2 separate regions of the Homo sapiens genome follow, and region 2 is linked to region 1. The links are chromatin loops, found by intact Hi-C in ENCODE. Cell type or tissue: ovary. All regions are shown on one strand. Links, peaks and the distances in the headings refer to the core of each region. The heading gives the core; the rest is flanking DNA. Region 1 holds the start of DAZL (deleted in azoospermia like). Region 2 overlaps TBC1D5 (TBC1 domain family member 5).

Evidence for each region. Peaks named below come from ENCODE experiments on the same cell type or tissue, not always from the same donor. Only the 100,000 strongest peaks of a DNase experiment are listed, where the experiment ranks them.
Region 2: it touches region 1 in a loop (5-fold over the local background); 93 of 110 quality-filtered maps call a loop at or near these places.

Annotation. Positions count from the first base shown.
Region 1 is chr3:16,602,915-16,619,966 of GRCh38, forward strand. DAZL (deleted in azoospermia like) reads right to left here and starts at 2,509. Exons shown (of 11, transcript NM_001351.4): 1 at 2,289-2,509. The coding sequence starts at 2,291. In ovary, for the core only: no CTCF peak of the experiment used is centred there; no DNase peak of the experiment used is centred there.
Region 2 is chr3:17,223,675-17,231,674 of GRCh38, forward strand. The region is part of intron 18 of TBC1D5 (TBC1 domain family member 5); the gene reads right to left. Among named protein-coding and RNA genes, the nearest start is that of PLCL2-AS1, 170 kb to the left of the region's middle. In ovary, for the core only: no CTCF peak of the experiment used is centred there; no DNase peak of the experiment used is centred there.

The DNA of each region.
Region 1 (17,052 bases), core at 1,468-9,467:
AAGGTGAACATTAATACAGTCTTTATGAATCAATACAAATAAAAATAAAAAGGAAGTTTAAAAAGCTAATGATCGATCAACTTCATTGATGATTTTTAAAAGTGCACATCAACATAGTAAAATATTTTCCAGCTATTAGGTTGACAATTCAAAAAATCCTAATACCTTTCATTGGAAAGGGTGTGGAAAAGAGATCACTCTACACACCATCAGTGGGAAAATACTGATACATTCTTTACACCAAGAGTAGCTTGGAAAAGATGTATCATAATTTGATAGGCGAGGATACTCATCACTATACTAATGAGGGGTGTAACTTAAAATTGTTACCAAAGGGGTAAAGCGCTTTCACCCAGCAATTCCACTTACAGCAATTCATCTCAAGGAATTAATAATACAAGCATGCCAAGATATTTACACAAGGATATTCATAGCATTTTTTTTTTTTTGAGACTGAGCCTCCCCTCTTTGTTGCCTAGGCTGGAGTGCAGTGGCATGATCTCAGCTCACTGCAACCTGCCTCACAGGTTCAAGTGATTCTCCTGCCTCAGCCTCCCGAGTAGCTGGGATTACAAGTGCGCACCACCACGCCTGGCAAATTTTTCTGTTTTTAGTAGCGATGGGGTTTCGCCGTATTAGCCAGGCTGGTCTCGAACTCCTGACCTCAAGTGATCCACCCGCCTCAGCCTCCTAAAGAGATTGATTACAGGCGTGAGCCACCGCGCCCAGCCCATGATAGTATTGTTTTAATATTGAAAAAGTATTCATCATAAGCGAATTCGGTAAAATAATGGTATAATTTTTAACATATACTGAAAATTAAAATTATCTTCAGAACAATGCCCACATCAATTGAAAGATGCAAGTTGTAAAATAGTATTATGCAGCACGGTGTAACTCTTGTAAAAGTTGGCCCATCTATATGCAATACATGCATAAAAATAATCTAGAAGGTCATACATGTACCAAAATTTAACGGTTATAAGTGTTGGGATTAAGATGGATTGCTATTTTCTTACAGCGATTGTTTTCAAATGAGTAAATATGATACTTTTATAATCAGAAAAATAATCCAATGAAACAATTCGGATTTAACTCTAAAAATGAAAAGTGTTATAATAAATAATTACTTACAACTCAAGGTGATTACTTTTTATTAGCATGGATAACTATATGTTGCACAATTACACATAATAGGTGTTTATTTTTATTTTAATGTTTATACATGGTAATATAAACTGTGTATAAATTTCCTCCCTGAAGAGACTGAGAATTATCAATGCAGACACACACACAGCATGTAATACGCGCGTTCGTGACTCAGTGGTTGGTCTGCGTGTTCAGAGCTGCATCTTGTGGTGGCGCTGAAGCAACGCTAGGCATTTACCAAACTCACAAAAACGCACACCCAACGCTATCTACCAAATGGACATTTTGTCAAAGGATCCTGGTTTATCGAGAGGGAAAAAACCGTACCCAGAATTTAAAAATTCTAAAATTCTTAATGGTAACTGCTGAAACCAACCTCGTGCGGCAAAGATGGCGTCAGGCGAGCTTTTCTGTCGCCGCCACACGAGGGAGCCGCCATCAGCAAGTCCCCCGCAGCTGACAGGCGCGAGGGGACCAGAGGCACTTCCGGCCCAGCCCCCTCAGCTACAGGGCCATGCCTTCAGGACGCCCCACACCCCACGCTGAGGCCCCCACGAACCCCGCCCACCCCACCAAGTACAGGGACCAGGAGGGAACCACTTCCTAAGGAAGCTCCGGCCCTCGAAGTTTAAGAAGGCAAGTCCCTCAGCAGGCCCGCCGCCATCTTGCGGAGCCACGGGGAGAGCGCGCCAGAAATGAGGCTGGCGGGGCGGAGGCGCGTGGGAGTGGGGGAGGGGCGGAGGCGCGTGAGTGGGGGAGCGCGTGGGAGTGGGGGCGGGGTGGGGCAGTCGGGGGTGGGGAACCCGCACCCCAAACCTCTGCCAGTAGAGAACCCGAACCGGGAAATGGGTGCCTCAAGAAGGCCGTGGCCCTTGCACGTGGCCGGCGAGGCAGCGCGTCCTCGGGGCCCACCCCCACCTTGCCGCCCTTGGCGTCCCGCGCCTGCCTCTCTGTGTAGGCCGCGCCACTGCCAGGCCGCCTCTCCCAACTCTGTGGGCCATGGCTGTGGTGCGTCCAGGCAGGTGCCCCCCAAACAGGAAAGCCGAGGATGACTTCACTTTCCGACCCTGCAGAGCCGAGTTTCACCCACGAGTGAAGACTCCGCCAGCCTTGCCCCTCGGGCCTCTCCCTCAACTCACCATGATGGCGGCAGGCAGCAGTTCCCGACCGGCTCCAGGAGGAGCAGAGGCTGTGCTTGGCGCACCACTTCTGGGGCTGCTGTGAGGTCCGCTGGAACCCGCTGCGCGGCTTCGAGTGGTCAAAGGAGCCAAAGATGAAGAGAAAAGGAAAACCAAGAGCGGGTGACAAGGCTGAGGAGCCCCGAAAGGCGGACCGTCAGGCTGAGGAGCGCAGGCGGACTGAGGCGTGGTCCGCGGGGCTCAGGGAGGTGGCTCCTGCGCCGGGTATCGGGGCGCGTGGTATCGGCCTCAGCCAATGGGTGGCAGCGCCCCGCCCCCTGCGTGGGGGGGCTGCGGGGGACGACGGCGCCCACGCGGCGGGGGCGTAGGGTACGCAGCGCGTGTGCGCAGGTCCGGTGCCTCAGTCCCAGGAAGGCGCCGCGCTCACATAGACCCACAGACACACACATCACCCCCAAAACACCCCTAAAATAAGTATGCATACTGAAATGTATGGTATAGTTTACAAAAATGATAATCTAATGTGTCTAGGCTGCAGTTTCCAAATGGCTTCTCTAAGGCACAGGGTTAGCGCCATCACTTTTAGCTTCACACTCACCCCAAAATCTTTTTTAAATGCCTACAGAAATAAATCGAAGCAAGTCTGTGGAAAACAGAAGGAGACATCAACAGGCCAGAAACTTGCACTCCTTTCTGTCAAGTTTGAGATAGAAGGGGTTGGATGGGAGGAAATGCCAGTTTGACATTCAGGATGTTTGTTCTTTCAAGAAATAGTTACTGAGTGCCTGTGATTACCAGGTACAGCAGATGCAGGAGTGAACAGAATAACAGAACATGTGTTTGCTCAGGGATCTTACATTTTAATGGGAGAATTCACCTTCCAGGCCTTACAGGAAGGCGCTAGGCCTGCCTAGAGAATTCTAGAACATTCTTAAGGTCAGAATACGGGCGTAGAGCAGGAGCAAGCTGTGGGCCAGTTGGTGGAGCCCATCACGTAACTTCGGGAACCACTGCAGCACCTTAGCTATACACACAGGGCTAAGTAGCTATGACCTTTATCCACAAACTTCACTTCTGTACTGACGGAAAGCATTAAAATGTTACTTTTTGAGCTGGCAAAACGGTGGACTTCTATAACGTGAGCAGTATCTCATTACTAACACCTAGTAATGCGGGATTAAAATAAAACGTTTTATTTTCAATATGCAGCTAAACCCATAAGAAAAGAAGGGAAATTCCAAGTACCAAAAATAAACTGAAAACCAGAGCAATGACTTATTCAACTGATTCTTCTCCTGCCCGGGATATGGGGGCTGGGCTGTAGGGCAGCCAGTCATACTAGTTTGCCCAGGACTTACATGATTTTAGCACTGAGAAATTCCTACGTCCCTAAGGAAACCAGAAGGATTGGTCATCCTAGGTGTGGGCAAAGTGTTGTTACTCTCTGTAACTTGAGATCTGGATGTTTAGTGGTAGGAGGTAAGGGCTCAGGGTGGGAGCTGGAACTGAGTACTCTGCAAAACGCCATTGTCCCTAAAATCCTTAGGAAAAGGATGGAGTAGGGAAAATGTGAAACACCCATGGCGAGCAGATGAGGAGGCTTGTCCCATCTCTGGATGAAGAAAATATGTATTTAACTCTGATTAAATTTCAAAACCCTAGACCTGCATTTCATCAACGTTTGGAGTTTAAATCTATAATATATTATTGGAATCCCCAAGCCAAGAAATGGATCCTCCTACACCATCACCCTCTCTCCTGCCTTAAGAGATCCTAGACATGGGGCATCTAGAATGCCTGGCAGAAGCAAACATAAAACCGACTTGAATGAATGCTTCTGCAACCTAGGCTGAAAGTGATTCTCATAAGAAAATGACCCTTTAATGAAAAGCTCACAATAAAAAATTATACAATACTACTTACCTTGAATAAGAATGGCATACGAAAAAGAAAGTTAAAATGTCAAAAACTAACAGAAGCAGCTTCTTTTGCATTGTGTATACGTGGTTTTTTTTTCTTTTTCTCAGTTTTTTTCCTCAACTTATTTGGAGTAATGCTCACGCTCTGGCTCTCTCTCTCTCTCTCTCTATGTGTGTGTATATGTATTATATTAATTATTAATTATTAATTATATTATATTAATTATTAATTATATTATATTAATTATATTATATTAATTATATATATATATATATTTTGAGACAGAGTCTCGCTCTGTTGCCCAGGCTGGAGTGCAGTGGCGCAATCTCGGCTCACTGCAAGCCCCGCCTCCTGGGTTCATGCCATTCTCCTGCCTCAGTCTCCCGAGTAGCTGGGACTATAGGCGCCTGCCACCAAGCCCGGCTAATTTTGTTTTTGTATTTTTAGTAGAGATGGGGTTTCACCGTGTTAGCTAGGATGGTCTCAATCTCCTGACCTCGTGATCCGCCCGCCTCAGCCACCCAAAGTGCCGGGATTACAGGCGTGAGCCAATGCACTCCGTATTTTTAAGTGATTTGTATTACTATTTTAAAATGTAAACTTAAAATATAAAGCTAATAAATAGCTTTACTTTCTTCTTGAATAATGCAAAGGCCTTTAGGATGTCTTAGCTCTACACACCCTCCCCTCTCTCAGTTTATAAGTTATTCACTATTTTAGTTCTATCCTGGTTTCATCATATAAATTAGACGTCGTTTTTTAGACACACCCACATATGTAACAACATTTTGCTTACCATTTCTTTGCATATCTCAGATCTTCCTTCTGAATCATTTTCCTTGTGCCTGTAGCAAATTCTTTAGAATTTCCTTGAATGAGAGTGTGATGTGGTAAACCCTTGCGTTTTTTTCCACCTGAAATATTTTGATTTTTCCCTGCTGTTTCATGATAATTCTACTGAATATATAATTTTAGGTTTACAAGTATTTTTTCCCCCCTCAGAATATTGAGCATATTACTCTGTTATCTTCTATTTTCTATTGCTACTGAGAAATCTGCTGTCAGTCTTTTTGATGTTTAAGACCAATTTTTCTTTGGTGTTCTGAATTTTCACAATGATGTAAGTAGATGTGGAGTTTTAAAAAATTTCTCCTGCTTAGGAGTTTTAAGACTTTCTGGATTTGTGTATTAGCTCTTAATAATTCTGAACAGTTTCACCCGTTTTCTTGTTAAAGATTAGCTGGTTAAGGGATTAAACATTATTTGTATTTTATATTTCATAAGTTATTCTTATAATTTACTTTTCTTTAGATCATGAATTTTTCAAAGGTTGGTGCTGTTTTCTTGAAATCGCTTAATAGAAAGAATTTTATCTAAGATCAAAACTGACTGTATCCATTTCAATGTGTTAAGATTAGTGGCATAATTCGTATCAGTTCAGAAATAAATCTCTATATTGCTTCCTATATGGGGGGAGAAGAAAAAAACGCTGGTGTCTTTGAACACCTCTGCCAGTTCTTCTGTGCTCCTAAAGCCTACGGCTTTGGAAAGAAGGCTATGTTTGTATAGGCACTTGAACTTCACTTCTGCAAATCATTTTCAAGATTTTTGTTATATCTGTCCTGAGTCTCTATTATTATTTACCTGTTTTAAAAATTAACTTCTTGTCCTAAACAACAATATTTGCAAGATCAGACTTACTGTTTTAGCTACATTTTTTTAACAATGACATTAAAATAAATACAGAATGATTAGAATTTAAAACAATGTTTGTTTATGCATCACTTCATACCACATACTCCCAGGGCAGCGAGTAACATAGTTTTGGGAAACACTGGATTAGCAGAACTCTATAGAGCTTTAGATATGCAAACTTAGGCCCAAGGGACTAAAGAGTAGAGTTTCAAATTGTTCTGCCTAATAAATGAGAGTAATCATATTACAAGGGGAGAAACCAAGCAAGACAGGGAAATTGGAGGTCCTAGAAGCTGGAGAAAAGAAGTAACCTTGCAGGTCAGCATGTTAGCTCATGCTTGTAATCCCCACACTTTGGGAGGCTGAGGCCGATGGATCACTTGAGTTCAGGAGTTTGAGACCAGTCTGGGCAATGTGGTGAAACCCCGTCTCTACCAAAAATACAAAAAATTAGCTGGGTGTGGCAGTGTGCACCTGTGGTCCCTGCTTCTCAGGAGGCTGAGGTGGGAGGATCATTTGAGCGTGGGAGGTGGAGGTTGTAGTGAGCCAAGATCACCCCACTGCATTCCAGCCTGGGTGACACAGTGAGACTCTGTCTCAAAAAAATAAAAAATAACCTTGCAAAGTGACAAAAAGTTGGAGCCTGCAGTGAAAGGTATCTGAGTACATTAGAATCATGTGGGGAACTTTAAAAAATTTATATGCCCATGCCTCGCCCCAAACCAATTAAATCAGCTGAGGGCAAGGCTCATAAGTCAGTGTGTGTGTGTGTGTGTGTGTATATATATATATATATATATATATATAAATGTTTCTCTAGTTACTCCAGTATGCAGCCATATTTGAAAATCGGTGCTATAGAGCCTTGCTACTCAAAGTGTGATCCTCAGATCAGCAGCTTCACATCACGTGAGTGCTGTAGAATCTCAGGCCCCACCCTAAACCTACTGAATCAGAATCTGCATTTTAACAAGATCTCCAAATGGCTCATGTGCACACTGAAGGTGAAGAAACATTGCCATAGAGAGCACTTGTCATAAACAACTTACCTCCCTGGATTTGAGAATCCTTCACCTTACAAATTAAGAGTCTACTTTCTCAGCCTTTCTTGCAGCTAACAGCTTGGGCAGGTGACCTACACAACATCAATGAGATGCAGCCATCCTAAATTTTGAATAGGGGACTAATGATGCCATAATGAAGGGACTGCAGAGAATACTTTCTGGAGAAGAGTATCAACAGCAGCAGCAGCCATGGTATAGGTTAGAGCTGCAATGACTGCTACTGTCAGTTGTGCAAACCATGGTGTACTCAGTGCCAGCTGAGGTTTCTTCACTGGACAAGTTCTGCAGCATGATTTCGTGTGTCATTCCTGGAGACAACCTGACCCTTTGGTTCATTTTGAGATTCTGTGAGCTAGTTACCCAATAAATTTTAATAAGTTCTTTTCCTGCTTAAACCAGCCAAAACTTCTGTGACTATTGCTTACAACAAAGCTTCTGGACTACATTAGGTGATGAGTGAGGTCAGCCAAACTGCTTTTAAAAAGAAGGTTAACAGCTAAAAGATTTATGACTCTTTGCTGTGATTATGTAGCAATGTCCTGCTATTGTGTCCAACCTTTAGTAAGCTTCCAGTACACACACAAATGCCTTATGTCAGTGGTGTTTTGCGAGGAGTCTCAAGGACACTCTCCATTGCAACATGGGACAGGGATAGCATGCTGATCTACAGCAAGATGACCCACAGATGAAATAATTCAGCAGGAACAGTAGCTTACAGCCAAAAGTGACCTGGAAAAGCAAAAATCATAAGCTCAGTATTCCCAGCAAGATAGAAAGAAATATGTGCTATTTCCATTGCATGTAAGCAGATGTTTAAACCAATTCCATTTAAATCTCAAGGTATGGTGCCTTGTCTTTTATTGGGCCTGCATTCATGTGGTCCAGCATAGCAACACACATCTCATGTACACTTGTGAATACTTGCAGAGACATCTATCAACTGAGCAATGTTGCTTAAGCCCTGCTTATTCACCTTTAACCCTGGTACCTGCAATAATAGTTTATTCACTCAAAACTTAAATCTCCTAAGCAGGTCGTCTGAATTTTGGGGTTGGTCTGAAGCAAACTGACATAATCTTCACGATGGCCTCATGATACTTGCCTAAATATTTAACTGAAAAATGATTGACTTGTTAAAAGTAATAATATTGACACTAGGCACTGATACTAATACGGTACATACTATGTACCAGGCATTATTCTAATTATCTTACTTCTACTAGTAGTTCATCTAATCCTCCTAACAATAGTAGGTGCTATTATTATCCCAATTTTACAGAGAAGGAAGCAGAGGTGCACAGAGGTTGTATAACTTGCCTGAGATGATAGTTGGTAAGTATCAGAGCTGAATTTAAACCCAGTCAGACTTTAAAGTCTGAGTTCTCAACCATTATGCTATATTAGCAAACTACATGGAGGAAGAAAGGGCTAATATAATGGGACAAAGTTATGTATTAAATCTCTTGTTCCCATGAGAGTAGCTAAACAAAGAAGCAAAACCCCAAATAACACTATGGTCTGAATGTTTGCCCTCCTCACCTATTCATATGTTGAAACCCTAGTCCCTGAGGTGATGGTATTAGGAAGTGGAGCCTTTGGGAGATGATTAGGTCATGAGGGCAGAGCTTTCATGAATGGGATTGATGCCCTTATAAAAGAGGACTGAGGGAGCTTAGTCACTCCTTCTACCATGTAAGAATACAGCAAGAAGTTGGCAGCCTGCACCCCAGAAAAGGGTCCTCACCAGAACCTCACCATGCTGACACCCTGATCTTGGACTTGCCGGTCTCCAGAACTGTGAGATACAAATTTCTGTTGTTTATAAGCCACCCAGTTTAAGATATTTTTATTGTAAGACCCTGAACAGATTAAGAAAGGTGGTACCGGGAGACGGGTGCTGCTATAATAAATGCCTAAAACTATGGAATCAGCTTTGGAACTGGGTAATGGGTAGAGGCTGGAAGAGTTTTGACATGTATCATAGAAAAATCCTACATTGCTATGAACAGACCAGGCCATAAAGGGCTGGTTTTGATGGGGGCTTGGAAGGAGAAAAGGAGAGCTGTAGAGAAAGCTTGACTCTTCTTAGAGAGTGCCTAAGTAGTTGTGAACAGACTTGGTAGAAATATGGACAGTAAAAGCCATTGTGATGTGAGGGACATGTTATTGGAAACTAGAGGAAAGGCAATCCTTGTTATAAAGTAGCAACGAACTTGGATGAATCATGTTCGTGTACTAGTGTTTTGTGGAATATTGCTTTTATTATAGCAGCCTGAACAGATAAGACACCAACCTACACTAATGAATTGCTCCAAAACAATTGGCCCTTGAGGAGCCTATCTGCTTAACAAAAATAAAATTTCCACATTTCCTTCTGAATTTTGCTTGTTAACAAATCTTTCAGTACTTTTTTCAAATGTTGGAATCAATCTTATCTCTACACCACTGACTCCCTACTCACACACATACTTCTCCCAGTTGCTTTGAAACTGCTTTTTCTGCATCAAGAGGCATCACTGCTGAGCGAACCCTTGCAAATCAGAGAGGTAGAAGCTGTTGAACACTTGTGGAAGAAGCAGAGAGAAAAAGCTGGTAGAACTCACTCTTTTTCCTTTCCTCATCCCTAATCACTCTCACCTCCATTTCCATAGTTTTATTCTTTCTATGTTAATTTTTTGTTTCCTATCCTTTTTTGACAATATGGTAATACATAATATGTGTCCCTTTCTTTAAAAAATTAAAAACATTAAGGTAGGCTTAAGTTACCTTTTGACCACCAGCTCTACATCCCAGATCCATCCCCAGAGATTGGTAGTTTGGTGTAAATCCTTTCAGATGTTTTTCTAGGTGTTTTCTTTTAACACTTACATAGAACATTTGCTATTTGAACTTATAGAACATATTGATACATAAAATATGTGGTATTTTTATTATACTTGTAATAGAGAAATTATATTCATATAAAAATGTTATATATAACTTATAGAAAATATATGCTTACACTATATATTTATACTTAAAGGGTATATAGAGGGAATATATATTATTTTGGGGTATATGTTCTTGAACAAAAATGCTGTTAAAATGTATGTAACTTGATTTTTTTTCTCCAACAATATGACTCAGAAATATCTACATTACTAGGTAGATATATTTTTTTTCTTTTTTAGAAATGGAGTCTTGCTATGTTGCCCAGGCTGGCCTGGAACCTCTGGGTTCAAGTGATCCTCCCACCTCAGCCTCTGAGTAGCTGGGACTAATGGGGTGTACCATCACACCCAGTTACTCAGAAATTTCTAATGTCAGCATATAGATCTACCTAATTCCTTTTAACTTTGGCATAATTTTACATAATATGGATACGCCACAGTTATTAGCCATTCCCTGGTCAATTGATGTTTAGGTCTTTTGTACTTTGTCATGGTTATAAATAATATACAATGAAACTGTCTCATTGGAGACACATGAGTATTTTTTTTTCTGGGGTGAACACCAAGAAGTATATCTGCCAGTTCATAGATATGCACATTTCAAATTTTAATAGATATCACAAAATTGCCCTTTAAAGTGTTGTGCCAATGTATACCCATTTACACTCCACCATCAGTGAGTTAGTCTTCATTTATCTATTCACTTTCCAATATTGATATCACCACTCTTTAATTTGCCTACCTGATGGTCAAGAAATGGCATCTCGTTTTCATTTTACTTTGCATTTCCCTGATTGCTCATGGAGTTAAATTTTTTTCTACTGTTTGTTGACTGTTCAGGTTCCTCATCATTGAATGACCTGTTTATAGTCTCTGGCCAATTTCCCTTTGAGTTGCTTGTCTTTTTCATATTGTTTTGTGGGAATCTGGCTTCCCTCTTTTTTTTTTTTTTTTGAGACGGAGTCTGGCTTTGTCGCCCAGGCTGGTGTGCAGTGGCGTGATCTCAGCTCACTGTAACCTCTGCCTCCTGGATTCAAGTGATTCTCCTGCCTCAGCCTCCCGAGTAGCTGGGACTACAGGTGCATGTCACCATGTGCAGCTAATTTTTGTAATTTTAGTAGGAGAGACGGGTTTTCACCATATTGGTTAGGCTGGTCTCGAACCCCTGACCTCAGGGGATCCACCCACTTTGGCCTCCCAAAATGCCGGGATTACAGGTGTTAACCACCACGGCCGGCCAGCTTCCCTCTTTATTTTCCTCCTCAGTCCCTCAGGAAAAGGTGCAGTGGTATTGGTGCCTCTTTGAAGTGTTCCAGTCCAGTGTAATGAACGAGAGTTACATCAATTTCCAAGAATTTCTTTCCCTAAACTGGAGTGATTTAAGCCATGAATCAGAGAGGGAGGGAAATTTCTGGTGTAAACATCAACCACTGAACCTTTCAATGTCTTTGAACCCATCAACTTCACTGGACCTCTTCCTAAAAAATCAGATGAGAGCTGTTACTCAAGTCAGTTAGCTCTGTACTTTCAAACATTTTTTTAAGGAGCTCAAGGAATTGCCAAAGAAAAGGAGAACTGTTTGGTGTGATTTCTAAAAAACTTTCCTAAATATTGCATTTTTTAGGCAATGTGACAATCTCAAAGCACTTTGCTGAGGGCAACATTTTGTTGTGGTCTAACAACTGTTAAATTTCTCTTCTTGCCCTGATTCCCTTAATTTAGATTGAGAATATCTGTAGAGAAAAGAAGTGAGACATCACGTGAGTAAATACAACATTGAAAAGCCCAGCATTTACAGATTAGCAGGAAAGGTTCTGACAACAACTTGATTAATGCGAAACTAAACTAAATTAATCTCTGATCACCATAAAAAGGAGAAGCTGAAATGTTTGTTTTTTCCCATGAAGGATTTTTTTCCTGTGTTTTATGTGGAATTGACTAAAAAAAAGTCCACAATTTCAAAACTTTTTTGGCAAAAACTTTGTGTACCTGCAGCTAGCATTTCAGCCAGCATGAGCAAGTACGAGGAAGTGAAAGGACTAAAGAAGAGAATACAGTCAAAGGAAAATCATGGAATAAAGAAAGACCAGACACAGAGATAATATACATACTTTTTTTAAAAAAAAGGAAGGAAGTTGAGGGAAACTTTTTTTGTTATTTCCCATATCTAGTCAGTCAACAAGTTTTATTTTGTTTTGTTTTAAAGAGATGGGTCTTGTTCTGTCACCTGGGCTGGAGTACAGTGATGTTGTCATAGCTCACTATAGTCTCAAATTCCTGGGCTCAAGGGATCCTCCCACCTCAGCCTCCCAAGTAGATAGGACCTATGGGTGCATGCCACCATGTCCAGTTAATTTTGTTTTTGTATTTTTTGTAGAGATGGGGTCTAATATGGTTAGGCTTTGTGTCCTCACCCAAATCTCATCTTGAGTTGTAATCCCCATAACCCTGCATGTCAAGGGAGAGACCAGGTGGAGGTAATTGAATCACAGGGGACAGTTTCCCCCATGACATTCTCATGGTAGTGACTTCTCATAAGATCTGATGGTTTTATAAGGGATTATTCCACCTTCACTTGGCACTTTTTCCTGCTGCCTTGTGAAGAAGGTGCCTTGCCTCCCCTTCACCTGCCACCATGATTGTAAGTTTCCTGAGGCCTCTCCAGCCATGCTAAACTGTGAGTCAATTAGACCTCTTTGCTTTATAAATTACCCAGTCTTAGGCAGTTCTTTATAGTAGTATGAAAATGGACTAATACAGTAAGTTGGTACTGCAGAGGGTGGGGTTCTGCTATAAAGATACCCAAAAATGTGGAAGCAACTTTGGAACTGGGTAACAGGCAGAGGTTAGAACAGTTTGGAGGGCTCAGAGAAGACAGGGAAATGTGGGAAAGTTTGGAACTTCCTAGAGACTTGTTGAATGCCTTTGACCAAAATGCCGATAGTGATATGGACAATGAAGTCCAGGCTGAAGTGGTCTCAGATGGAGATGAGGAACTTGTTGGGAACCAGAATAAAGGTGACTATTGCTATACTTTAGCGAAGAGACTGGCAGCATTCATTTTTCCCCTGTCCTAGAGATCTGTGGAACTTTGATCTCGAAGGAGATGATATAGGGTATCTAGTGGCAGAAATTTCTCAGCAGCAATGTGTTCAAGAATTGACTTGGATGCTCCTAAAAGCATTCAGTTTTATGCATTCATAAAGAGATGGTTTGGAATTGGAACTTATGTTTAAAAGGGAAGTGGAGTGTAAAAGTTTGGAAAATGTGTAACCTCATGATGCGATAGAAAAGAAAAACCCATTTTCTGAAGAGAAATTTAAGCCAGCTGCAGAAATTTGCATAAGTAACAAGAAGCCAAATGTTAATTGCCAAGACAGTGGAGAAGATGTTTCCAGGGCATGTCAGAGAACTTCATAGCAGCACCTCCCATTACAGGCCTGGAGCCCTAGGAGGAAAAAATGTTTTTGTGGGCTGGGCCCAGGGCCTAGCTGCTTTGGGCAGTCTTGGGACTTGGTGCCCTGCGTTCCAGCCATGGCTAAAAGGGGATAACATAGAGTTCAGGCTATTGCTTCAGAGGGTGCCAGCCACAAGCAACACGTGGTATTGAGCCTGTGGGTACACAGAAGTCGAGAACTGAGGTTTGGGAACCTCTGCCTAGATTTCAGAGGATGTATGGAAATGCCTGGATGCCCAGGAGGAAGTTTGCTGCAGGGGTGGAGCTCTCGTGGAGAACCTCTGCCAGGGCAGTGCAGAAGAGAAATGTGGGGTTGAAGCCCCTACATAGTCCCCACTGGAGCACTGCCTAGTAGAGGTGTGAGAAGAGAGCCACTGTCCTCCAGACCCCAGAATGGTAGATCCACCGACAGCTTGCACTGTGTTCCTGGAAAAGACACTCAATGCCAGCCTGTGTAAGCAGCCAGGAGAGGGGTTGTACCCTGCAAAGTCATAGGGGCAGAGCTGCCCAAGGCCATGGGAACCCATCTCTTGCATCAGCATGATCTAGATATGAGACATGGAATCAAAGGAGATCACTTCAGAGCTTAAGATTTGACTGCCCTGCAGACTTCAGACTTGCATGGGGTCTGCTGCATCTTCATTTTGGCCAATTTCTCCCATTTGGAATTGATGTATTTACTCAATGCTTGTACCCCCATTGTATCTAGGAAGTAACTAACTTGCTTTTGATTTTACAGGCTCATAGGCGAGACTTGCCTTGTCTCAGATGCAACTTTGAACTTGGACTTTTGGGTTAAATGCTGGAATGAATTAAGACTTTGGGGGACTGTTGGGAAGGCATGATTAGTTTTGAAATGTGAAAAGGACATGAGATTTGGAAGGAGCCAGGGACGGAATGATATGGTTAGGCTTTGTGTCTCCATCCAAATCTCATCTTGAATTGTAATCCCCATAATCCCCATGTGTCAAGGGAGAGACCAGGTGGAGGTGATTGAAACATGGGGGGCAGTTTCCCCATGCTGTTCTCATAATAGTCAGTGGGTTCTCATGAGATCTGATGGTTTTATAAGGGACTCTTCCCCTTTCACTTGGCACTTCTCCTTTCTGCTACCTTGTGAAGAAGGTGCCTTGCTTCCCCTTTGCCTTCTGCCATAATTGTAAGTTTCCTGAGGCCTCTCCAGCCATGCTGATCCATGAGTCAATTAAACGTCTTTCCTTTATAAATTACCCAGTCTTGGCCGGTTCTTTATAGCAGTATGAAAATGGACTAATATGGGATCTTACTGTGTTGCTCAGGTTGGTCTTGAACTCCTGGTCTCAAGCAGTCCTCAACCTTTGCATCCCAAAGTGTTAGGATTACAGGCATAAGCCATCATGCCAGGCCAACAAGTTCTTTAAATGGATTCTCTAACAAATCTTCCTTTCCATTTCACCACTTTCTTTTAGACAATAACACATATCCTTGGTTAAAAGAAAACCAGGTCATGTTCTTTTTATTTTGGAATATTCCAATACCTGTATTACCGGTATTCATGCCACCTTAAAACTCTATCAAACACTACTGTCAATATATTGCTTTTCTGCTCTGCTCAGAAACCTTCCAGGGTTCCCTAGTACCAATTTTATTATATTGAATATAAGCTTTAAGTTTAAGCTGGCTCTTACAACCCTTCAATATATGACCCCATCCTATCTAGCCCTCATCAGTCTAACCAGCATTGCCTTCTCATACAGCCTTCTGTGTTCTTTCCATTTAAAATGTCCTTCCTGCTTTGCTTTTATTCTCTGAATTCTACCTCTTATTGAAAGTCCAGTCAAGTTTTCCCTTCTTTGTGAAATTTTCTGTCTTGTCCAGTTTATCTTCCCCTCTGGTAGCCATTTCAGTATCCACAGTATGTAATGTGCCATTTTGGATGGCAATACGTATGAAAGTGGGAAAAGTGTTTGGATTTGCGTTGGGTTAGCATTGTCCCTAGCACTGCACTTAATGACACTGGGCAATGTACTCACCCTCTCTGAAGCTCCATTTTCTCATCTGTAAAGTGGGGACAATATTGATTTCACCTTAGAGGTAAGGATACCTTTACTTCTTAGGTAAAAGATAGGATAGCTGGAAAGATAGGTATATGGTACTTAACATCATGCCTGCCACAGGAAGAACTACACCAGAAGTGTCAACAATTTCCTTCTTGTCTTCATATCTCCTTCTGAAAGAATCTATGCCTGCTAGAGCCCCAGAAGAGATACCTACCAGTTTAGATGCTTTTTGGATCTAAGTAACAGAATGCCTAACTAAAAGTAATCAAATAATACTGACTAAAAAAAAAACTAAATTAACATGATACTTCATGTTAATTTAGTGCTGGTGTCGAGGCTCAATGATACATGGCTCTGAATTGCCATCTCTGGGAATCAGTTAGTACCACAAAGCATGACTTACATTCATGCAGCAGAGTCAAGAGTATGGAAGGAAGGAACTCTTTTCCTACAACTTACTATTTTGGAAGAAAACCTTCCCTTGGCTTTCTTTTATGTCTCATTGGCCAGAAATATGTGATGTGTCCAAGCTTGGAGGGATTCTGAGTAAGTACATATCTGGCAGAAGGAAATTGCACTTATCATAATTGACTTGGACCAGCTATGATTCATCTCCTGGGATTGGGTACATTCCTGCCAGAAGTGGTGTTCTATTATCAAAGGAGAAGAGGGAATGGCTATAACATAGGCACCAATCCTGTTACTCTTTGGGTAACTCAGGATGCCACATGACCTCTTTCTACTGACCACAACTGATTAGATGGGAATAAACATTAACCCAAGCTGAATCAATCAGATTCTCTTTCATTAGGATTTTAATTAAGAGCCCAAGAATCAATAGTTCCTGATTTTGGTGCGTTGGTGGTATAACCAAACTTTAAAACTTTACATTCTATGATACATTCCAATAAAGGCTCCATTTAGTAGGGTTTTGTTTCTCGAAATTAGATTAACCCTGATTAAATCACAGACTCACGTATATGGTCTCTGTTAATGATCACTAAAATAACAGCTGGTATAATATTTACTATCCTATTTTGTTTTTTAATTGTTTCATTCATGTTTGTCTCATCTTGCGCACAACCTATAAATTGTTTAAGGCATAAATCAATCATATGTTATTTCTCATAGTTCTTAAAACAGTATTAACAACAAGGTATATTGAGATCCCTTACTATTTGTTGATTGATTGATTGCCACCCCCCTTTTTTTTGGGAAAGGATTTCACTCTGTTGCCCAGGCTGGAGTGCAGTCGCGTGATCTCAGCTCACTGCAACCTCCACCTCCTGGGCTCAAGCAATCCTCCCACCTCAGCCCACTGAGTAGCTGGGACTACAGACATATGCCACCACGCCCGGGGCTAATTTTTTGTATTTTTTGTAGAGATGGCATTTTGCCATGTTTCCCAGGCTGTCCTTGAACTCCCGAGCTCAAGTGATCTGCCTGCCTCGGCCTCCTAAAGTGCTGGGATTATCGGCGTGAGCCACCGCGCCTGGCTGCAGTTGCAATCCTTTTTAGTTAATATTTTAAGCTGTTCCAGAAGCAGATAAAAAGAGAAACATGATGATATGTTATCTGTCAGATTAGCAAAATGCAATTCCAGATTGTTGGTTTGATAAATTTAAAGTATTTTAAAATTGATAAAAGAATAAAGAAATA
Region 2 (8,000 bases), core at 1-8,000, 620 kb after region 1:
ACATGGCGAAACCCCATCTCTACAAAAAATATATAAATTAGCTGGGCATGGTGGTGCGTGCCTGTAGTCCCAGCTACTCGAGCAGAGTCAGGAGAATCACTTGAACCCTGTAGTCCCAGCTACTTGGGAAGAAGCAGGAGAACCCTGGAGGCAGAGGTTGCAGTGAGCTGAGATCGCACCACTGCCTTCCAGCCTGGGTAACAACAGAGCAAGACTCTGTCTCAAAAAAACAAAACAAAACAAAACAAAACAAAACAAACAAACAAAGAAAAAAAGACTATGCCAATATATATAATTAAATTTAAATTTCTGAATCCTGCAGAATGACTCCAAGGAATTATTATTTCAAAATGACAAAAAAAGTTTTGGAAATAGGCCTTTCTATCCAATTTTTAGGATACATATATTTTGTGAATGGCTTTTCCTAGGAACAGAAAATATCTGATGGTCAGGCTTCTTGTATTCAATTACTAGTGTTCCTGCTTATATTACAATGGACAAATTTCACTAAGGGCAGGAAGTGTGGTCATTACCAGTTTCACCTGCTGGGAAAAAAGCTAGCACAGTGCCTGCACATTGTGGAGCTACCATAAATGTTTGCTGATGTTCAATCTGGAATATCTGAAAATAATTATAAACACCAATGCTGATCAACAGAAATATAATGTGAGCCACACATGCAATTTCTAATATTTTAGTATTCACACTTAAAAAGTAAAGAAAGATAAAATTAATTTTAATAATCTATTATCAGCCTGACATGAAGACAAAATAAAAAATTATTGACAAATTTTACATTCATTTTTTCATACTAAGTCTTCAAAATGCAGTGCATATTTTTTACTCACAGCATACATTTCAAGAGCTCAGTGGCTACATGTGGCTAGGGGATACCATGTTAGACAGCAAGGGTATAAACTAACGAACAGTCAAATTTTTCATACATGAAGGTTATTATATTTTGTGACTATTGTAACAAAATAGGGTAATGATATGTCTGGGAGAAATCTTTAGAATACCTGCTTTAATAAGTTAGCTTATCAATTCTTTACTGTATGAGAATAATTAAACATCCAGAAAGAATTTGAAAGCATTTGTTCCCTTGAGGGGCAACAACACCCAGAGGTTTCTTTTGCAGCTATTACCCTGCTTAGTAAACTTCCTTTTTCAGTGGTAATACTAAGATCAGCTCTTATCAAAACTTATCTGTGAACTATGAAATTTCAAATTGGTGGTAGTATTAATAAGGAACCTGGCCCACATCTCACATTAAAAACATATGTTTCTCCTCAATTATAAAAATTAGCTTACTAACATATTTTTGTGCCCTCTGGGAACACAAACATTCAGACCCTTAAGAAAATGGAGTCACTAGAACATGTTCCCAAAGGGATGATGGAGAGCACAGTCTACCGTCCATGTTCCACACCTGGATATTTAACCAACAGATCAAAAATACAAAAATATACATATAAAATAACAGGCCGGACGCGGTGGCTCACGCCTGTAATCCCAGCACTTTGGGAGGCCGAGGCAGGCAGATCACTTGAGGTCAGGAGTTAGAGACCAGCCTGGCCAACATGGTGAAACCCCGTCTCTATTAAAAATACAAAAATTAGCTGGGCATGGTGGCGCATGCCTGTAATCCCAGCTATTCAGGAGGCTGAGGCACGAGAATCACTTGAACCTGGGAGGTGGAGGTTGCAGTGAGCTGGGAGTGCATCACTGCACTCCAGTCTGGGCGATAAGAGTGAGACTCGGTCTCAAAAAAAAAAAAAAAAACAAAAAACAAACACCAACCAAACAGTACAACACAAATAGTACAAATAAAAATACAGTATAACAGGCTGGGTGCAGTGTCTCCCACCTGTAATTTCAGCACTCTGGGAGGCCGAGACTGGAGGATTGCCTGAGCCCAGGAGTTTGAGACCAACCTGGGCAACATAGTGAGAACCAAACTGTGAGACAGAGTAGTGGTGCGTGCCTGTAGTCCACTCATTTCTACAATAAAAATGAAAAAGTAGCCAGGTGTGATGGCACACACCTGTGGTCCCACCTACTCAGGAAGCTGAAGAGGGACAATTACTTGAGCCCAGGAGGTAGAGGCTGCAGTGTGCCATGATTGCACCACTGTACTCCAGTCTGGGCAACAGAGTGGGACCCTGTCTCAACAACAACAACAACAAACCCAGTATAACATAGCATTTACATCGTATTTGGTATTATAGGTAATCTAGAGATGAAGTATAGAGGAAAATGTGCATAGGTTATATGAAAACCCTATACCATTTTATATAAGAGACTTGAGCATATGTGGATTTTGGTATCCGCAGGGGTCCTGGAACCAATCCCCCACAGATACTGAGGGACAACTGTATTTCCTCTGGAGATACATAGGAAAAGCCCAGGTACCTGGAGTAGTCTTGTCTCAAGACAAAAGGATGCACTCTCAGACTTCTCTGCCTTTTTCGTATCTGGTATGCACAGAATCTGATCACATTTGTATAGCACACTGGGGTAAATGGATGTGGGCTCATCCAGGCTTCCCCTGGACAGCTCCTGAGCTGAGGGGTCAGTATTCTCAGCAAGCTTGTAACCCATAAGCTACATACTGGTTCCAAAGTTCTCTACATACCTTTTTTTTTTTTTTTTGACAGAGAGGAACAGCATGAAACATTTTTGTTGCACGAAAATTTAAAGCCTATTCTTAGGGGCACATTCTAAAATACGCTGCTGTAGGGCCCTGCCCAATTCCCTCTTCAGGTCCAAGGCACTTATTTCCCCCAGCTGCTGGAAATGCTGGCTGTTGATGGCTCCCCTGAGTTCTTCTCTGGAAACTGCCCGCAACTGAAGAGAGCTTCCTTGCCCAAGGTCATGCCCCTTACCTGGGAATTAACTCCAATCCAGTGACTGGTTTGAGTTGACAAGTAAAAGCTGGCCCCCTTGCCTCAAGGTGGACAACTCTAGAGGACTACCCCAGCCCCAGAGGGTTCCAGCAGCAACTGCAAAGCGGTCGGTTTAGCTCTCTCCCTGCCAGTGTTGCTTCTTTCACTCCCCAGGTACTGATCTCAAGGATGCTGCCCAATAAATGTCTTAACCATGAATCTGTCTCACAGTTTGGTCTTCAGAATTTCTGACCCATGACATTTATTTAAAATTATTTTAGATTGTAAGACATTCTTAAATACATTAAATATAGGCTCATTCTTAAGCCATCTAGGGTGTACATGTATTAATGCATGTATGTAGTCTTTCATTCGTGACCAAACATCAGGGAATGAGCCCTATGCAGAGTGATCTTTTGAAATGCCTAAAGAAATTTCTGTTTAGCACTGGGGAGGGAAGTATGAACATAACAGAAGCTCTTAAGAAACTCCCAAAATAGCCATACAGGGAATACAGACTTGTATACACACTAACCTACAACCCTAGGTAGCAAAAGCGAACACTGAAGTACAAACAACAGCACTTTGTGTGCGCAAAAGGGGGAGTGTCCAATCTTGTCTCAGACAATTAAGAGTGTGAGCTAGATCTTAAAACTCAAGAGGAAATGGTCGTGGTGGGTCAGGGAGGGTCCTCTCTAGTGGAGAACACAGTATTTTCAAAGGCATTGTACTAGGAACATCTAGCTTAATCAGGGCCTGATTAAAACCTTTGGTGCTCCCTGCCATCAATATGTAATTGAAAATGATATCAATATCAAAGTAAAAGGAAAGATTAAGTTCAACAGAGTGCTTTCTAAAAAATTTGATGATTATTTCAATGTTTTTTTGGGGGAGGATCAATTATCAAATTTTTTCTAAAGTTGAAGGTGCCCCATTATACACCATGGAATTCTATACAACCATACAAAAGAACATCATGTTCTTTGTAGGAACATAGATGGAGCTGGGGGCCATTATCTTTAGCAAACTAACACAGGAACAGAAAACTAAATACCACATGTTCTCACTTATAAGTGAGAGCTAATGATGAGAACACGTGGACACAAAGAGGAGAACAACAGACACTGGGGCTTACTTGAATGTGGAGGGTGGGAGGAGGGAGAGAATAAAAAAAAACTATTAGGTACTAGGCTTAGTACCTGGGTGATGAAATAATCTGTTTAGCAAACCCCCATGCCACACGTTTACCTATATAACAAGCCTGCACATGTACCACTGAACCTAAAATAAAAGTTTTTTTTTTTTTTTTTAAGAAAAAAACTAAGTTGCTGGTACCCTAAACATGAGCTTAGTTTCCCTCTTGATCATCCAGTCTTGGGGAGTGGAGGATAGTGGGAAGATGAGGCCAGATCAAGGGTCTGACAGATCAAGAAGAGCTCCTTATTCTCATGTTAAGGGGTCTGGCCTTTATTTCATTGGTGGTTGATGGCAGTTACTACAGATTTTAGGCCAGAAAATTGAGTGAGGATTATAAGGGCTTGGTTGAGTGGACCATCTGTTGCGTTGGTCCAGGCAAGAGATTATGGCCTTCAACTGAGGCTGTGGTGGTAGATTTGAGAGATGTTTACAGGGTAGAATTCCCCAAGCCACTATCTGGTGGGTCAGACACAGCTAGGATTGAGTCTGAACTGGGTTGATACCTAGTTGTACGGCCTTGAACAAGTCACTGACCCTCCACTGGCCATAGTTCTCATCTACAAGTGGCTGTGTGTCCTAAATGATAATGTAAAGGGTTTAGTGTGGTGTCTAGCATATGCTCTCCGTAGACATAAACCATGTCTAGTGGAAGGCATAGAGATGGCTCCCAAATCTAGAGCACATAGTTTAAAATGCAGTACTCTGGATTGTGGATTCACAGGTTCTCTCTTGATAGGATCATTGAAACCCCTCCTGGTAGGACACTGGCTGCACTTCTCAATGATTTCCCACAGACTTCAACTAACTGGCACTAAGTATAGAACCATCATATATGCATCACATAAGACTGCCTGGCAGAGCAACTGAAATCCAGGCCATGGTCTGCTTATTAAGTCATGTGCCCTGGTGTGAGCTACATCTGCAGAGAAGTTATCTTTTTTTTTTTTTTTGTAAGTTGCACAAAGTTACTGTTCGGATGAGACACAGCTGTGTCTAGCTATCTTATGTCCTTCCTTCATTCTCTTTCCCTCTCTGAAACACTCAATAAAAGTACTGTGCCCTGTGTGCTCTATGTCATTGGAGGCAACTTGTCAAGAGCCTAAAATGACTGAATGAGCTTCATAGGCATCAGTGGAGATTCCTGACTGCAAAATGGCTGAGAGAGAAGGAAAGAGGAAGGAAAAATGCTTATTAAGCTCCTACCATGTCCCATGAATAATATTTTCATGGATTTTCTATTACCAAATTCGATAGGAAATAAGAAAAGGGGGTGGGCATTTTACTAAATAGACAGGCAGAACCCCAGTACACCTGAGGTCATCTGAGGAAGGTGGACACTGGACACCCAAAGGCAAAATGTTCAGGAGGTCTACGGGGGGACTTGCTGGGAACGTATAACCTAGATAAGCAGAAAGGGAAAAACCTGGGAACCCCTGTTCTGTGGCCACAGAAAGGGGATAACCTTGACTTTATATAGTGACCAAGACAATGAGGCATCTGGTCCCTATATAGTAACAGTTTGTTTCCTGCAGACTTGAGTGACAGATAGCAAAAAGGCTAATGTCTACTAATGAAAGACATGCATCTTGCTGTCACAAGAGTGAACAGACACAGGTTGTACTTGAAGCCCCTGGAATAGACATTCTCTAGCTTGACCACAAAAGTCAAACGCTGTTGGATTGGGTACCTGCATGCAAACATGTGTCTTTAGAATATCAGAAATAATAATTAAGAAAAGATAGATGTGTGGAATGAGCTCCTTCATTATTTGATTCTGAGATTCAGAGAGGTATTTGAGGAAAGCACATAATGGTGCTATCATCACCACTACCTGAGCAGGTAGCACCCTAGAGCCCTCACTATGCAACAGGTGCTGTGATGATGTCCAGCAACAACCCTTGAAGTAGCTGCTCTTATTCTCTCTTTACAAATAAGAGGTTAAGTAACTTCCCCAGGTCATCCAGCAAGGCAGTGATGGAGCCTGAATTCAAACCCAGGCTTGACTCCAGAGCCCGTGCTAGACAAAACTGTACCACCCTCCCCATCTCATAAGGGTTGTGCCAAGTGGGCTGATGTAAATGTGACCTAAAATTAGATTAAAGCAAAATGGAATGAGGCCTTTTGAACGTAAAGGGCAAATTCTGATCTTGTTTTCAGTCCAAAAACAACTCATTTATTCAATGTCTTTTGGAATAGATGTTCCACAAAAATGCATTTTCTAGCTAACTGATGTTTCCCAAAATTCATTTTACATATATTTCTCTGCCTTAAAATGATTATACTGAACATAATGGAACTACTTGTTGTGCTTCAGGTCTATCACATCTCAACAATAACCAGAGCAGCCAATCAATATAGTGCCATCTATGAGGACCATTTTTTGTTTTTTTTGGTATCTTCCCTCACTCTTGTGAGTGGAAGCTGTCTCTTTTTCTTGTCATTATTCTGTCCTACTCTGGTTGACTTGACATCCCTCTCCTTGTTCTACCAACTTGTTGCTTTTCATTTACACTGGGACATTTTTGTCAGTGCTTTCTTCTTGATGGTCCAGAGAGAAAGTCACCTCCAAACAAATGAGCTCTTACCACATTAATGTGACTCCCACATTATGCCTCAATTTAATATATATTTTTTTCTCCTGGAAGAAATCATAAGAAACTTAACAATGGTTACCCTTGGGGAAATGGGCTGGCAGAAAGGTGGGAGGAGAAAATGGAGATTCTCCCCTACTCCCATTTTTCATGTAGTACCTTTAATTAATTGGAATCATCTAATGTCACATATTTTAGTTTTACCTTAAGAATATCAACAGTGGTTACCTGGACAGGAAGTTTTTTTTTAACCTTTTTATATTTAAAATAATCTGATGTTATAGATATCTGTGCGTATGTATATGCATATTTACATCCATAACACAAATGTATATATACAAGTATAAATTTTAAAGATGCCTATGGAAATTATTTTAAAAAATCTAAAATTCTTTCCTAATGGTCCATTTTATGTTAATACCTAAATCTAGTCATCTCTCAGTATCCATGGGAGATTGGTTTCAGGACCGCTGTGGATACCAAAATCCAAGGATGCTATAGTCTCTTATATAAAATGGTAGTACTATTTTTAAATAACCTACGCATATCCTCCTTTATACTTTAAGTCATCTCTGAATTATTTATAATACCTAATACAATGTAAATGCTACGTAAATGGTGGTTATACCATATTGTCTAGGGAGTTATAAGAAAAATGTCTGTACATGTTCAGTAGAGACTCATTTTTTTTCTGAATATTTTTGACCTGTAGTTGGCTGAATCCAGAGATGTGAAACCCATGGATACAGGGGGCTGACTGTACTTCTGTTGTTACAAATTCCAGATTCTCTTTAAAAATAACATATGTCTTGTGTGTGTACCTGTGTTTAAAGCTTTTTGATTTGTGAATAAATTCATAAATATCTCTTGACAAAGGTTTCCGGGGGTAAGTATGCAATTTCTAAAACTAATTTTGAAGAACCTCACTGAGTTAAGTCTTTGATAAACAAAGTCTGCTGTGGCTTTTTTTTGGTGTGTGATTGCAACCTACACTGCAAGATATAAAATGAAATTTTTGAATAATTCTCTAAAAATTACTTATTGATCTAAATTATGGAATCTCACCTTATATTCAGGTTTTTTCTTAAAAATAAAAGCCCATATAACTGCTGTGTTAAAAGTCAAAGATACAGACATAAAATTTCATTAAAAAAAGACTATCTATAATCAAGGAATCATCAAAAGTATTGATACTTACTTTATTTCTTGAAATTTACTTCATTGCTTTGAAAAAAGACACTTGGGAAAATCTAAGTAGTTTAATTCCTTGACACTGATTATATTAAGCATAGATAGAATTTTTTTTTCTGCTACCACTATTTTGGTT